Regions from separate parts of the Mus musculus genome. Here region 1 is linked to region 2. A link is a loop called in an ENCODE intact Hi-C map of the cell type or tissue named here. Cell type or tissue: left cerebral cortex. All regions are shown on one strand. Links, peaks and the distances in the headings refer to the core of each region. The heading gives the core; the rest is flanking DNA.

The links. A loop is a pair of places that touch in the nucleus more often than their neighbours do. Peaks named below come from ENCODE experiments on the same cell type or tissue, not always from the same donor. Only the 100,000 strongest peaks of a DNase experiment are listed, where the experiment ranks them.
Region 1: a loop joins it to region 2, with 9 times the contacts of the local background. A loop is called at or near these places in 5 of 42 quality-filtered maps.

The regions. Positions count from the first base shown.
Region 1 is chr13:60,773,219-60,781,295 of GRCm38, forward strand. No RefSeq gene overlaps it. Among named protein-coding and RNA genes, the nearest start is that of BC051665, 9.1 kb to the right of the region's middle. In left cerebral cortex, for the core only: no CTCF peak of the experiment used is centred there; a DNase peak (open chromatin) is centred at 3,190.
Region 2 is chr13:61,235,997-61,244,073 of GRCm38, forward strand. No RefSeq gene overlaps it. Among named protein-coding and RNA genes, the nearest start is that of Cts8, 15 kb to the right of the region's middle. In left cerebral cortex, for the core only: a CTCF peak has its summit at 5,767 (motif pointing left); a DNase peak (open chromatin) is centred at 5,757.

The DNA of each region.
Region 1 (8,077 bases), core at 1,512-5,511, 470 kb before region 2:
TGTGTGTGTGTGTGTGTGTGCACGCCCCCGTGTGTGTGTTAAGAAAGCTGAGAGTTGGCTCAGTTGTTAAAAGCACTGACTGCTCTTCCAAAGGTCTTGAGTTCAAATCCCAGCAACCACATGGTGGCTCACACCCATCCGTAATGAGATCTGATGCTCCCTTCTGGGGTGTCTGAAGACAGCTACAGTGTACTTACATAAAATAAATAAATCTTTTTAAAAAAGAAAAAAGCTGAGGAGAAAGGCAGTATTGAGGTGTCCATGTCTCACTACCATGTCTCTAGAGGTGTTCACCTCCACGGTGAAGCTATGCTTCTCTTTGGAGTGTTCTCCATCATTTAATTGAATCATTTTCCACACGGCTCTCCTCTGTTCTTCACTCTAGAAGCATAGAACCAGCAGGGTGTATTTCCCCTGAAAAACCCAATCTAAGCTCACCAAGTGGTCCTGAAGCCATGAATGAAGGGGACTCGTGGCTGGGGATGGCTGTACATTTCTGGAAGCCATTCTGGAGGTGACAGGCAATAGGGATTTTTGTGTACACTATGCTCGATTAGGCTATGTCTTGGGGAAATCTGTCTCTTAAAACCTACACTGTGGTTATGGTCTCCCCACAGCAAGAATATTCTCACTGGGGTACTGCTGGACAGTTTCCATGTGACCAGCTGGACTGTATGTTCTTCCGTGTCTCATCTTCTCCTTGTGCCACTAAGCATCAAAACTGGAATCAAACACTGGAGCAGCTGAGGCTACCTCCAAGCCAATGACAACCAAGCTGAGAACAGGACTCATGTCTTAAGGATCTGTAGAGGAAAGAGCAATGAGGGTCTGATTAGATCAACACTACTAATCATTCTCTCGTATCTAGCCAAGAAATCAAGGCTACTAAGGCATAGCAGCAACAGCCCATGAAGCCTCAACCCTACACAAGAACTACAAGCAACTAAAGAATGTGGAACATTGAAGAAATAGTTGTTCCCAAGGAAGAGCACACCAATTGGTTATCTAACACCAAACGATAAGTCCTGAAAAGATACATACATGTATACAGACTAAGCAGGGTGTATATATTTATACACATACACACACACACACACACTATATATATATATATATATATATATATATATATATATATATATATATATACACACATATATATATACATATATATATATCATACATACATATACACACACATACGTATGTAACGAGAATGAAAAAACAAACAAACATGAATTTGAAAGGGTCCAAGAAAGGGTCTATATAGGAAGGCTTGGAGGGAGGAAAGGGAAACTTCAAATGATGTAAATATATTACAATCTCAAAGAATAAAAGATGTAATTAAAAAGCCTTTGGTCTCAGAAGAAAACAACCACCACAGCAGCAACAACAAACGCACAAACCCAGAATTTGCCCCAGACCCCTCCCACCTCTTACATACCCAGGTCTGTTTTCTTTGGCTTCCTCTATTAAGAAAAAGGAACAAGAAACAGAAACAAAACAAGAACCCTCTCCCCAAAAAACCCCAAAAACAGGCAGGCAAAAGACTAATAAGACAAAAAAATTGTCAAAACAAAGCAAAACAAAATTAAAAAGTCAATAAAAAATAGCAATGAGTTCATTCTGTGACTCCTGGGTTTGGAGCTAGTGCTAGAATGTGGTTGATATACACAATGACACACCACTGGAGAGAACCTATGTTCCCTCTGCCAGGCGGTATCCACTGCACCTAGCCTTTTGGTTAGGGCTGGAACCCCTGTTCACTTCACACTGTCCTGCAAATGCTTTTTCAGAGTAGAGGAAGTTTCCCGATAGAGGGGGTGCAAGAAGAGGGGAGCATCGAAGCCTCACATGCAGGAGTCCAACTTCCTGTCTGACCCTGACAGAATTACACATGTCCGGACCCCGGCGTGGTTGGGAGGCCTCCCTGGATCCCCCCATTCATTCTCTCCCATTGGTTCCACTGGCAGGGTTGGGGCACACAGTTTTGTTCCTAGAGGTCTGATAGACTCTGTCCCTGGAAGGAGCCCCTTCTCAAATCCCTCTTCTCATCCTTCCTCACTGGGGTTTGGGAAGCTTACCTGAGGCGACATCACTGCACAGGTGGAATCTTGCAATCTTGACTCTGATACCTGGCCTCTGGCTTTCACATCACAGATTTACAGCCTGTCCAGCCCGACCCTCCCCATTCCTGCATTGCAATTTGCTATCACAGCTGATGGGTGTGGCCTCTGAATTCCCTGTGGTGTTTCTTGGTCCCAATCTGTCCCAGTACGCTGTTATGTGGGGTGGGATGGAAGACTTTGGCCCTCACCCTCTAGTTGCTCTCTTGTCCAGATGATGTCCTCTGCCGGGTGAAGACCCGGTAAGAAGGGCTCTCTTCAGATGCCGGCATCTTGATATTAGTTACCCAACCCCCACTGCTTTAGGACAGCAGTACACAACAGACTAAGACATGCCTAGGTGCTGCATGGGAGTGGAGCCAGTCTGCATTTGCTCTTGTACATCTGGATATTTCCTTCATATAATATCATCGCAATGACGCTGAGATGTCACACCATAAACGTTTTTATTTTTTAGGCTGAATAACAATATTCATTTTTTTGTAGACACCATATTTTATCTATTCCTTGATAAAAACATTATTAAAAGTACTGCCATCAACACTGACATTCAATTAATGGTAGTTGCGCTTTCAATTCTTTTACATATTCACTCAAAAGTGAGGGTCCTGGGTAAATCATTCATCATTCTCTCTCTCTCTCTCTCTCTCTCTCTCTCTCTCTCTCTCTCTCTCTCCCTCCCCTCCCCCCCGGCTTTTTGAGATGTGCTTTCCTCTTTGTACTGGCTAGTTTTGTGTGTCAACTGGACATAAGCTGGAGTTATCATAGAGAAAGGAGCCTCCCTTGAGGAAATGCCTCCATGAGATCCAGCTGTGGGGCATTTTCTCAATTAGTGATCAAGGTTGAAGGGCCCAGTGTGGGTGATGCCATCCCTGGGCTGGTGGTCCTGGGTTCTATAAGAAAGCAAGCTGAGCAAGCCAGGGGAAGCAATTCAGTAAGCAGCATTTCTCCACACCTTCTGCATCAGCTCCTGCCTCCAATTTCCTGCCTTGTGTGAGTTCCAGTCCTGACTTAAACAGCAGGTGGAAGTGTAGGCTGAATAAACCCTTTCCTCCCCAACTTGCTTCTTGGCCATGATGTTTTGTGCAGGAATAGAAACTCTGACTAAGACAGTCTGTGTAACAGGCCTGGCTGCTCTGGAACATGCTTTGTAGACCAGGCTGGCCTGCAACTCAGAGATCCATCTGCCACTGCCTCTTGAGAGCTGGGATTAAGGGCGTGTGCCATCACACCCAGGTACTTTTTTTCTGTTCTTAAAGGTGGATGCTGCCCCACCCACCCTGTATATCTGTAATCACCTCAGGCACATTTTTTCCCAGCTCTTTTCCTTACTTCTTATCATATTGTGATTCTAATTTGTCCATCTCTAGTGATCAATGATTCTGAGTGTCTTCTCTGCAGACAAGAGCTTGACATTTAGTATGAAGAACTCTCTCTGGCTTTGAGGCTTTGCCATTTAACTGGGCTGTTTTGTTTGGTCATTATGGAGTCCTTTGCACCTTCTAGATTTTAGCTGTTCGTTAGACTTGTGACTGATAACTGTATTTTTCCCTCTGATCATTTGTTTTCCTCTTATACCAAATGCAATAAGGTTTCTACTTTTCATTACTGCCGTGTTTGAAAATCACCATCATAACCCATCTCATGAAATATTTCTATGTTTTCTTCTATCTGTTTTATAGTTCAATTAAAAAATGCAGTGTGTGTGTGTGTGTGTGTGTTTGGGAGGAGCACACATGCACCTTTGTAGGTCAGAGGACCATTTGCAGAAGTCTGTTTTCTCATTCCACCATGCAGATTCTGAGAACTGAACTCAGGCAACCAGACAGGTGACAAGTGCCTTTATCCACTGAGCCCACTGCAGTTCTATGGCTCATGTGTAGGTGTTGGTTCCACTAAAGTAATGTCACTATATGTTATAGGCTAGTGGTAAACACCATTTGTTCCACGTGGATAACTGGATTTCCTGGCACCGTTGTTGGAAATAATGTACTTTCCCTACTAAATTACTTCATCAAGCACTGGAAGAATCTTGAAAATAATTCATACCAACACTGTTTTAAAACCATGGAAGATAAAGAAACTCTTCCTCCCACACTTTGCGTCCAGAGCTAAGGGGCTTGTGAACTCACAGTACACTGTATATATGATCGGATTTTTATCTGTGAGGGATTAAAAGTCTAATAATGCATAGGTCAAAAGAAGGCAGAATCTTGTCTGCTCTAAATGGCCAAAGGAAGATACTCCCCTGAGGTGTAGGGCAACATGGTATCCTAGATGCTGGTGGCACCAGGTAGGTGTCCAGGCAGCCTGTCTTCAAAGATTCCACTTGAGAAGACTCTGGCCAAGCTCCTGAGTCTTCTGCTGGTTCTGTCTATGCTCTTCCCTGTAACACCAGGTTTAGCAAAATCTGTTGATGTCAGCTAAGCAAAACCTGTATTCTGAACACTGTTTGTTGCTTCATATCTGATCAGGTTCTTGCTCATTCCTCACCATGCCCTGGGTGACATCTGCTCACTCTGCTATGTTTGCAGCAAGAATCTTGGTAGAGCGGTTTGTCCAGAATCCTCTTTTCCTCTGAGGTTTCACTGTGTGCTCCCCTGCCTCTGAGCCATGTTCATGCTGTATTCTGATTTAAGCCTATCTTCCTCTTCAGGTCCAAGGTCTCATTGCAATGATGCTCATTATGGTTAAAGGACATTGCTAACTCTCTTCCTTAGTAGTCCTTAAATCTGTTCTTTCTTGTTTTATCATGACAGCAGGTGAGCTGGAATACGAGCAAAGATAACAGCTTTGGGGATCCTTGGACTTTGACCTTCTGATGACCTCTGGGCTAACATTTGTTCCACTTCTATAACCCTCAGTCTTGAGATGATGATAATGTCAATGATGGTGATGATGGTTTTTGCAAAGCAAAATGATACAGACAGATTGGGGATTGATGTAAGGGAAGGGTGAAAGTCATGCCCTCCAGCTCGGCTGAGTTCTGCTCACTGAGAGGTTCACTTTAGTTACTTCATCCCTTCAGAAAGCTACCCCATGCTGCACTTACCTGATTCTGTACCTTCCACAGATGTGACCACCCTCACATATACCACGGGCACCAAGGAGGACAACCATCTTTCAGAGACTGTGTCTGATGTAGGGTCCCAATAAGTTGCATCCCAAGAACTACATACAAAAGCAGCTTCCAGGGAAAAGAATGCATTTTTGAGCTTTCCAGGTAGGATTTTTGTCTTTGTTTTGAAACCAGTTTTCCTTGTGTAGCCCTGGCTTCATGAAACTCAGAACTATGTAGATTTGGCGTTGAATTCACAGAGATCTGCCTCTTTGCCTCTTCTGTTCTGGGACTGGTGGGGTGCCCCATTGTGCCCCGCTTCGTAGGGCAGTTTTGATGGAGATTGGGGTCTGAGGCTCTAATGGGCTCGTGGAGTAGCCTGTGCAAATGTTCACACTGGTGCCTGGAGCTACTGTCCACTGAGCTCCTCGCATCGTCACTGCCCTCACTATCAAGGCATTTCCCATAATGTTTTAGTTTTCACGAGTACTACCAGGTCCTCAGAGAAATGTTCCATCTCTGGAAATAATACCCTGTTTTCATGCAATACCATGTCAGGTATGTGTGAGCCCGAATCTTAGTGACATAAAGATCTTACGTGTATTCAACTCTTATATATGGACACAGATGCCTTTTTAGCCTTGTGCACTCCTTTCTTTGCTGGTATGGCATTGCCCCACAGATGTTCAGCACACAGAGTGAAGATTTTGGTGAGTTTTTGTATCCTCACTGTGCCCTTGTCATCTCTCTATTTCTGAGACATTTTCATCTCCCCCCAAAGAACCTCTGCATTTGTGAGTCATGGTTAGCTGTAGTTCTTAACTCCATGGGCATCGTCCATATTTGGTGTGTATGAATGTGTCTATTTTGTATGTTTCATAGAAAAACAACTTAGAACACATGATCATTTTTGTTGCCTTTTAGAGCTTAGCAGAATGCTTCTGAGACTAACCCAATTGTAACATTTACCAGAATCTATTTTTAAAATTCATTTTTCACCCATTCTCCAGTGGTGGACAGTGGCCTGCTTCTCTGAAGTCAAGTGAAGGTTGAGGGGAGTTGTTAAATTGTATTTAAATTTGTTAAATCAACAATACAAGGTTGATTTAATTTTAATCACCCCTCATAATAACTGTATGAAGGAGGAGTTAGTGACCAATGTGTAGTTGCAAAACAATGGGCAAATTAGTTGTACACCAGTGTGCAAGTAATTTGGATACTGTGTGTTTCCCATCTGCCATAGAGAAATGCAAATAATGTCTTGCTTATCCCCTTCATGGAATACACCAGGAGTTAAGTAAGGCATAGCTGGACTCAGATTGGTTGTTACTGAGATGACGTGGTGCGGACATAGGTGAGATGCTCTGGGTTGATGCAGAGCAGGGAGAATGAAGACACTGGTCTGGAGGTCTAGTCTTGGGGCAAGGGACTCCATCTTACTTTCCAAACAGTAAGTAGCCCCCAAAATAAGAATGCAGGCTCTGCCTGTGAACTGAGCTGGCCTTGTTCTGGTATTACAGAAGGCTCTTTTACAAGACGCTTTCTTAGACACATATGCTTCTCCAGCAGCCCTAAGCAGGCTCTGTTGATTATTAGTTCCTGTTTTGCTTCTATCACTAGAAGGAATTTTTAAAACAATATATTAAAAAACAAGGGGCAATGAAATGAGCAAGAAAATGGTATTGGTTCCGATTTCCACCTAAAATCCCTCTTACAAAGGGCTATTCACACAACAACTGCAGAACAGTGTTTTATAATCTCACATGGTTTTTCCTCAGAATTATCTTTCTTCATTTCTTTTATTTTCCTCTCCCTCCTCCCACACACCTTTATCTCTCTCTCTCTCTTTCTTCCTTCCTTTCTTTCTTTCTTTCTTTCTTTCTTTCTTTCTTTCTTTCTTTCTTTCTTAGAAACAAAACTTGGTTGATTATAGAGTTTTTTAATACAAGGTGCAGCAGGCTGGACAGTAATTGAAGTATTGCCTCCCTCCTTAGAATTCCTTTGGGAAACTTTTAACCTATGTATTTATTTTAATATGCCAGCAAATGAAATAAGCTATTGCTAAATAAAAGTCAAAATAAATATTAGTTCCATCTAACACAGATGAGCTGGACCCTAAGGGACTTAATGGAGAGACTATATATAATCCTTCATGGACATAATACATTTTACTTGAATAAATTATTGTAAAAACCATACATACAGTGTGGGCATGCTGGTTAGTTTTCTGTCAATTTGACACAAGCACAAGTCATCCGTGAAGAGGGAAGCTTGACTATGCAAATGCCTCCAACAGACTGGACTGTAGGCAGGTCTATGGGATACTTTCTTGATTAATGATTGATGTGGGAGGGCCCAACCCACTCTAGGTGATGCCACCCCTTGTCAGGTTGTCCTGAGTAGCATAGGACAAGGCTGAGAAAGCCATATTTTTAAAGTTTGAAAATTAATGTTGAATATTTACCAGGAAACATTAAATACAGTCGTATATTTGGAGACACGGAAGGCTCAGCCTTCAGCACTGAGTCTAAGAGTCAGATCCTAGAACAGCATGTATCATATAATAGTCTTAAAGGCTCGATCTATGAAGTTAGTAAACACTTGCCTGTTTATTCATAAAGAAAACCCAGAAGACTGTGCAGCAAACTGTTAACAGTGACATCGGTAATGGGAGGAAGTGGGGTCTGGGTTGAAAATGTTGGCTTTCAGTGTCACTTGATTTTGTTGTTATTCTGTATTATTTGAAGTGTTTTTAGTGAAAATTGCTACAATAACAAAACAAATGGTAAACAAAGTCATCTACTTCAACCTCTCACTGGTCAGGAGAGGGGTAAAAACCCCTTCCTTCATTTCAGTCACCAGCCCCTCCTCCACTGTCAGCTTCTTCCAAACC
Region 2 (8,077 bases), core at 3,775-7,774:
CTAATGTCACAAGCAGCTCCTAGACCTCCATTACTACCATTCTGACAATCTGCCACAAATGAAGTACTTCATAAAAAGAATTGGTCAAGCCTGCAAGTTTCCAAATGACCATTGCTGGAGAAAAATTTCCAATGGAACACTACAGCAATATTTCTGCACAATAGAACTTCTCTACTAGTTGATATTTCTCCATAACATTTTTTGGTTTGTTTTTTTTTCTTTGTTTTGTTTTGTTTTTGTTTTTTGTTTTTTCCCTGAGACAGGGTTTCTCTGTATAGCCCTGGCTGTCCAGGAACTCACTTTGTAGACCAGGCTGGCCTTGAACTCAGAAATCTGCCTGCCACTGCCTCTCAAGTGCTGGGATTAAAGGCGTGCACCACCACCACCTGGCTTCTTCATAACATTTATATTAGTGTGGAATCATAAGAAATGTTTTTGTGAATGAATGAAATATGTTTGAAAGACAAATCTTAAGTGGACATACAAATTGCCTAGCTCCCTACAGCCTAGCACTCTACAGTCCACTATAAGAGCGGGTCAGGTTTGTTCCTCAGCTTTGGTGCCAATATATAGCCTTTTTGTCCTTAAAACAGAAAGGTACACATGTGTGAGGGATTTAGCAGCAGTGAAGCATCCAAGGCTTCTGGTGTCCATGAGGGCAGCATATGGTTTTAGAATTGTTGGATGTTCCTTGTGTCTTATTCATAAACAAATATTATATTGAGGGTATATTTCTGTTTTGTAATTTTTTTCTTTCTTTTTAAACCAGTCAAATGTTATTTCAATAAGGAAGTTATAGAAGTAAAAGAGTTTAATGAAGGTAGAGACATGACAGAGAAAGAGGATACAGGTCTTCATGTATTTCAGAGTGCAGGTATGTAGTAGTGACGCAGGAAAGGTGGACTGTTTTGGCCCAAGGCTTCTATTCCCATCGACTAGCTCTTTCCTGCTGATTGTATCTCTTAGTGCTCAAAGAGAACCTGACCCAAGCTTCTGAATCATTTGCCACTGGGACACAGAATGGTGGAATTCCATCTATAGATCTTTCGAAGCTAGAGTTCATTATAAATGCCTGTGCGAAACCACTCAAGTATCTGACTGTATTCCATATATTTTGCCCCCCAAACTCACATATTGTGCCAAAGGAGGGTCTTAGTGATATATATTAGAGATTGAATAATGGTCTGTAGTCTGGAGTGTGAGCAAAATAAAACAGAGTAGAATCTAGGGATCAACAAATCCATTCAGACTAAAGTGTGAGCTTGATTTTCTGTTTAACTACATTTAGACATATGAGATTTACTATGAAGAACTTCTAGTGATGAAGGTGATGAAAGAGTTCCTGTCTTTATTTCACACTCAAGGACCTCAGTTCTATTCATGAGTGTCTTTGAAAGGTTAGGGTGTTAATATAGCTTGATGGTCTACCTGTTCTTTTCAGAGTTGTGCTAAGCTGGATCTAGACTCAGAGATTCCAAAAACTTTGCCTTATACATTGAAGTTTCTCTTCCCTTCCTTCTGAACTTCCTGGATTGAATTCTCAATGGTATTGTAGGTAGTAGAGCCTGGCTGTGTCTCAGACATGGAGAGAATAATGGAAGCCATCTTTCTTCCTAGTATTTCAAAGTTCTAGATTTCAAACAAGAAAAACTTATATTAAAGAATTGAGAAACTTTATTAAAGTATTTACAGGAAGCAGTACTGTAGAATTAAATACCCAATCACTATGTGAATTCAAATTAATTAAGAGATAACCAACCTTATATTGTTTATTTGTTGTGCTTTGTCCCTAATTCCAAGATAGAAGTAGAAGAAACCTAGTTTATAGATTGAATAGTGATTTTTGGCAAGGAATATTCATTTTACTGATATCTTATGAAGGCTAGAATGTCAGGAGCCACTTTTCTTTTATAGCCAGCTCAATGAAAATGCTTTGGAACCTAGTCTTGTAGAGCATGTGCTTTACAAGGTAAAAGTCCATACATTCACCTTCTTTCTCTACTTACTGTTTTCTATTCTTCCCATTTACCTCCTCCTGATTCTCACTTGGGTCCTATCACTGGGTTTTATGCTCTTCTACTAAAGACTTACTGGTACATCCTTATATTTAGAATTCAAATTTACATTTTTAAAATTTTTTCATTGCCAAATAGGGGCATTTTAGTCAGATTTACCAGGACCTGTAACAAAGGGAAAATCCCTTGTGTATCACCCCAAAATAAGCCTACAGTATCGAAATATCCTCTATGTCTGCATTTTGAGAAACCATAATGGGTTTCAGGTGAAATGTTGACTAGAACTGATAAAGGGAAAATTCTTATTGAACTTTATCTTGTTGAAAATCATCCCAAGTTTGAGCAAGAAGTTCTAAATTGACTTTTTTTTAACCTGAGTCTTTTCAGGAAAATGATTTCTCTTTGCTCTGTGCTCATCTGATAGCATCATTCTCAGGTGTCCTGCTAGTAAATATCAGAGCACACCCATAAGCCTGGCACTGTACTTAGTACATGACAGCATATAAACCTTCATACAATTAAGAAACAGAACTACTACTTGTTGTTATGAGCCTATTCAAGTCACACTTATCAGAATAAACTGACTAATACTTTTGAGAGTGCAAGAACTCCCAAGTGAATTTGCACTGTTGATACAGATATGGTCATGTAAAGCTCCCCAATGCCTCAAACCTATGGGAATGGTAAAGACTTTAGTCTGTATAGAAAATACATATGGTTAGCCTTACCCTGTTCTAAGAAGTCATGTTAATCAATGAATATTGCCTTTATGTAAAATTTGTGTATATGCAAGCATTATCAATCACATTTCCCTTCAGCCTTATATTTAGAGCATGAGGGGGCTCCTCAACAGAAATCTCCTACCCAAACTAGCCAACGCTTGTCCTCTTTGGACATAACAGGTACTCTGAGTTTCTGGGCTGATTAGTAGGTGACTATCATCACAATGAATACAATGTGACTCACACAGATTTTCTTTATGTATGGCCTTACTTGATTTTAATTTAATTTATGCTTAAAATAATTATTTCAGCAACTTAAAAAAAAACAAGTGCTTTATCTTTCTTGTCAGTCTGTGATTATAATATTTAAATTAATATAAATGTTGATTTATAAATTTGTTTATTTTTTCTGATTTTTCCCATAATGATTAAATTTCAAAAGGCTAAAAATCTCTTAGTTACAATAAATATTGTAGTAATATCTATTTAGAGATAAAAAATAATGTTTTCTTTACCACAATACAAATAATTCTAGGGTCTTCATATAAACCATGGCTAGGGTATAAGGTCATTGCCATTTATGGTGGTGTATTGATTTTCTTTTATTTCAGTGAAAATATGCCATGACAAAGGCAACTTATAAAAAGAAGAGTTTGTTTTGCCTTACACACCTAGAGAGTTAAAGTTCCTCGTGGAGGAACAGAAGAAGCAGGAATTGGGGCAACCCTGAGAGCTCAAATCTCAAATCATAAACCAGAAATAGAGAAAGCCCATCACAAGTAAATCTTTTGAAAATTTAAAACACTTCAAGAAACAGCCTTCCTCCAGCATGGCCACAATTCCTTATTGCCCACAACAGCCAACACCTGGGCACCAAGTATTCAAATGCCCAAGCTTACAGGCACATTCATTCACACCACTACAAGTGGCATGGAGCTACCCATGTGAATGGCACAACTATTACCCTGTTTCAATGGACTTTAGTAGCTCTTCTAGAAGTTATAAGTGAGAGTGTTTGTGCAGCCACTTGGATAACTATGCCTATTGGTTGCAGAGTGTGGGAGAACATGTAAAGGGACCACTCAGTTGTCAAGAAGGAGATTCCATTGAACAGTAGTCATATGGCCTGGACATTAAGTAAGGAAAGGCAACTTTTTACATATCTCTTTTGTGTGTTTGATGTTACTTTGATCTGAGAAACCAAGCTACCTCTGGGTTTTAAAATAGCTTGAATCTTGAGGATTTGGAGCAAGCTAGAGTTTCAGGTGCCTAAAAAATAGTTGTTTTGTTTCTCTAGACCTGTGCCTGACTTGAATATTCCCAGAGGGTGATTAAAATCTTCCAGGAATTGATTCTTTACTACAACATAGAGCATCTCTGAAAGCAAGAAAGGAAGTACTCAGAAATTCTGCCATTCTGTACAGTTCTTCTATGACCTGAGAGATCAACTAATAGCTAAAAATGCAGCATGACCTCTCAGATTTGAGCAGCAGTGTCCCCCACCATTGATAGGAATCTTGGAGGGAAAGACCTGTGAATAAAAAAGGAATTGACCATGAGCCTTGAGAAAAGTGAATGTGATATAGATGTTCCACTTGGCTCTGAACATTCTCCACCTCTTATTCTCTCTACCTTAACAAGGTTTTGGTTTCTGTTTAATAAAATCCACTGCAAATATAAGAACTCTGATGAGGATTGAGAGATAGGTTGATCTATGGGTGTAAAAATTTTGTAGGAATTGGTTTTATAGTGTTCTCACTTGGTAGAATAATAGTAGCAAGTTCTTTCTTGAGTCTATGACCTTTATAGCTATAGATTCTTTGCCCAACAATGGTGCTGACATGATATTCATCTTGTGAAGTAGGGCTTAAATTCAATCATGAGTTGGTTTGGTAATTTCAGTGATGTTCTTGACACTATTGAACCAGTGGTGTTGTCATCTCAGGACAAAATGCATTGTGTCTTACACACTTCAAAGCTTGGTAAGAGTCGTGACTACTACTTTTGACCTCCAGTTGTGTGACTAGCTCCTTTCCGCACTGTGAAAGGTAGCCAGGAGAAGGAAGGTTCCAGGTCAGTACTAGCTTGATATGCCCATACTTCGTGACTCAGTACATTGTTCCTTCAGAAATATTGCGTGTGTGTGTGTGTGTAAACTTTTAGGAAGTTTGTACAGTAATAGATAGGGTTCCATATGAATGTTTCAGAATGTCTTTGGTGTTTATAAATCCCTGTATCCTCTACCTTGCCCTCCAATATCTAATCACAATTTAAACCTTCTCTGTCCAACCATTTCCCTCTAATGTTTACTGTATTCGATTTCCTCTCTTCAAAGACCCCTCCAACACACACACACACACACACACACACACACACACACACACACACACAAACTGCCTCATACTACTTTCCTGACCTCCATGAGTATTGAAATGAATATAAAGAAGATTAAATGGAAAGATCTACAAATGTTAGAAAACATGTTAAATTTGTCTTTCTCTTACAAAATTGCGCCATCTAGTGAGAAATACTCAGACCTGAATCCTGACATACAGTTATTTAAAAATTTCCTCTGCTCAAGAAGTCCGAGCCCAGGAGTACCTGGAAACCCTGCCCAGCGGAGAGCACAGCGGAGTCAATAAATTCCTCAAGGGAAGTTTCTCCACAAGAAATAACCCTCATATTTGCTCAAGGGAAAACCTCCTCCCTAGCGCCCCAGTCCTCCCAGGATGGACCCCTTAGCTGGGCAGGTGGCACGCGCTCTCAACAGCTCCAGAAGGGTCCAGCCAGCATGCAGACTGTTGTTAGTGTGGTTAGTTGCTTCTGGGATCTTTAAATCGTAGATATTAAAAGAGGAGAAGAAGAAGAAGGAAAGTGTTTGGCTCTTCCTTCATTCAGCTCTCCTGCCCCATCTCATCGCCTCTGGGCCAGCTCATTGACTCTGTGGAGCCAGGAGATAGGAAGCGCGGCAGACACAGAAGCTACTTCTGCCTACTGCCACTGCTTCTTCCGGACTGGTCTATGTCGCCACCTGGTGGCAGAGACTGGACTTTACTGTTCTTGACTACATTATCTTCTTTTTTTTTTTTTCCTCCTAGAAGCCATATAGCTCCAATCATGCCCCCAAAGTCTATGGCTTTTAGAGGGACACATAAAAAATAAATAAATAAAAAATAAAACAGGAAATCTTGTTAACTGGTAATAAAATGTTCTAAGGGTCCTGAAGTTTCTATTTCTTGTGGCCCAACAATGACATTTAGGCCAATGTTGTGAGCCTGTTCCTCTTGACCAACAAAGCTGGGAGAGTTTTCTGTACTTGCTTCTCTTTAATGAGAGAGAGGACCCGGATCAGCTGACCTGTGGGGCCAGTGAGAGTCTGCAGGAGCTCTGTGTGCAGCAAAGGGAGGTTCTTGGGCTGGCCTCGGGGCTGCCACCCCGATACTGCTGGGCCCCTGTGAATGCCACCAAAAATTGACTACATCTGGATTGCCTCTGGATTGACTACCTGGGCAGGATTAATAGGGGTGTGTGGCTGGGGTGTTGGGGGGAGCCAAAGAAAGCAGGTGAGCACAGCACGGGGGCTCAGGGACCGATTCCACACAAGCTCCTAGGCTTAGGAAACTTTCTGATAACAATATTCTGTGTATTTTTATATTGCCCCCAAGTGATCACAGTTAGTATTTTGGAATATACGTTCTTTTCTAACTTAATTTATATTATACTGTTTTACTTAAGAACTTAAGGTGAATAAATAAATAAATATATCTTTAGCAACATTCCTTAAAAAAAAAAGAAATTCCTATCTTCCTGACTCAAGTAACAAGCCTTAAGAAATTCTTCTACTACCTAATACAGAAGAAATTTCCTAAAATATATACATATATGAAGACTATCGAAATAAAATCACCAAAGTATGGGAGAGACAGACACCCAACTGGTTAACTTTTTTTGTTTTGTTTTGTTTTGTTTTTCGAGACAGGGTCTCTCTGTATAGCCCTGGCTGTCCTGGAATTCATTTTGTAGACCAGGCTGGCCTCGAACTCAGAAATCTGCCTGCCTCTGCCTCCTAATGGTTAACTTTTATCACCAAACAAAGCTTTGAGTAGTAGGATAAGATTCCACCTAATTGACTTGTTGAAAAAGGAGTCCCACAGGAATCCCCAAGAAGCCCAGATGGTTGCCCAGATTGTAAGGTATTCTCCACATACAGATAGCCAGGCCCCATTGGTAAAGACAACAGCCATAGAACTTACCGAACATGGAGAAGTTGAGCTGGTGCATCTATAGAACGTTTTCCCCTATAGCTCAAGATCATTGGTACAGGAACAAACACTGCATTCTCTCAAAAGGGAAATGTAAACACTAAGCCAGACACAACCCCTTTATGTACAATGATGTACTCCCTGAGTGATATGCTATGGTAGTGGTGGCACAAAGCGTGTAGGAGTAATCAACCAACAACTGATTTGACTTAAGGTCCACTCCATGAGATTGAACCCACACCCAACATTGCTTGAGTAACCAATCATCTGAAACTAGATAGCCAAGAGACTTAAGTGAAACCAAACACAACTGGTCCTTCAAAAATGGTAGTAACAACAATGACTCCTAATGATACTCTGTTAAATTCATAAATGAGTATCTTTTTTCAGTTATCATTGGAGAAGGCTCCTTCTAAAAGAGATAAAAACAAATATATAGACTGACAGCCAGGCATTATCCACAGAGGGACTTTGGAACACAAAACCCTGAATGGAATGTCTTTATCAAATCTCTATCCTCAGAGCTCAGGGAACCCTAAAGAAAAGGAAGCAGAATGAGTTAAAAGCCAGAAGTGATGGAGGACACCAAGAAAACGCGGCCCTCTAAATCAACATAAGCAAAGCTCATATGAACTCATAGAGACTGAAGCAGGATACACAGGTCCTGCATGGGTCTGCACCATCTTCTCAGCTTATATATTCTGACCTCCAGTTTAATGACATTATGGAACTCTTGAGTATGCAAATGAATAGGTCTCTGTTTCTTTTGGCTTCACTCGGCCTCTTTTCCTTTGGTTTACTTTCTCTAACCCTGACGTGATAGTTTTTGTTTTATATTTTATTTTATTATTATTTTAAAAATGACTACATGAATGAAAGAAAGCCCAGCAACTAGGGTAAAAATTAACAACAGGCCTGTCACATTTACTTGCTGTGAAAGTGAATATTAATTTCTCTTAGTAGAGTGACACTGGACGTATCAAATACCCCAATTCAAGACTCATATTCAAGAGTAGTTGACCAACATATAATGGACTCCACATTGTGCATGTGTGTGTATGTGAGTGTGTGTGTGAGG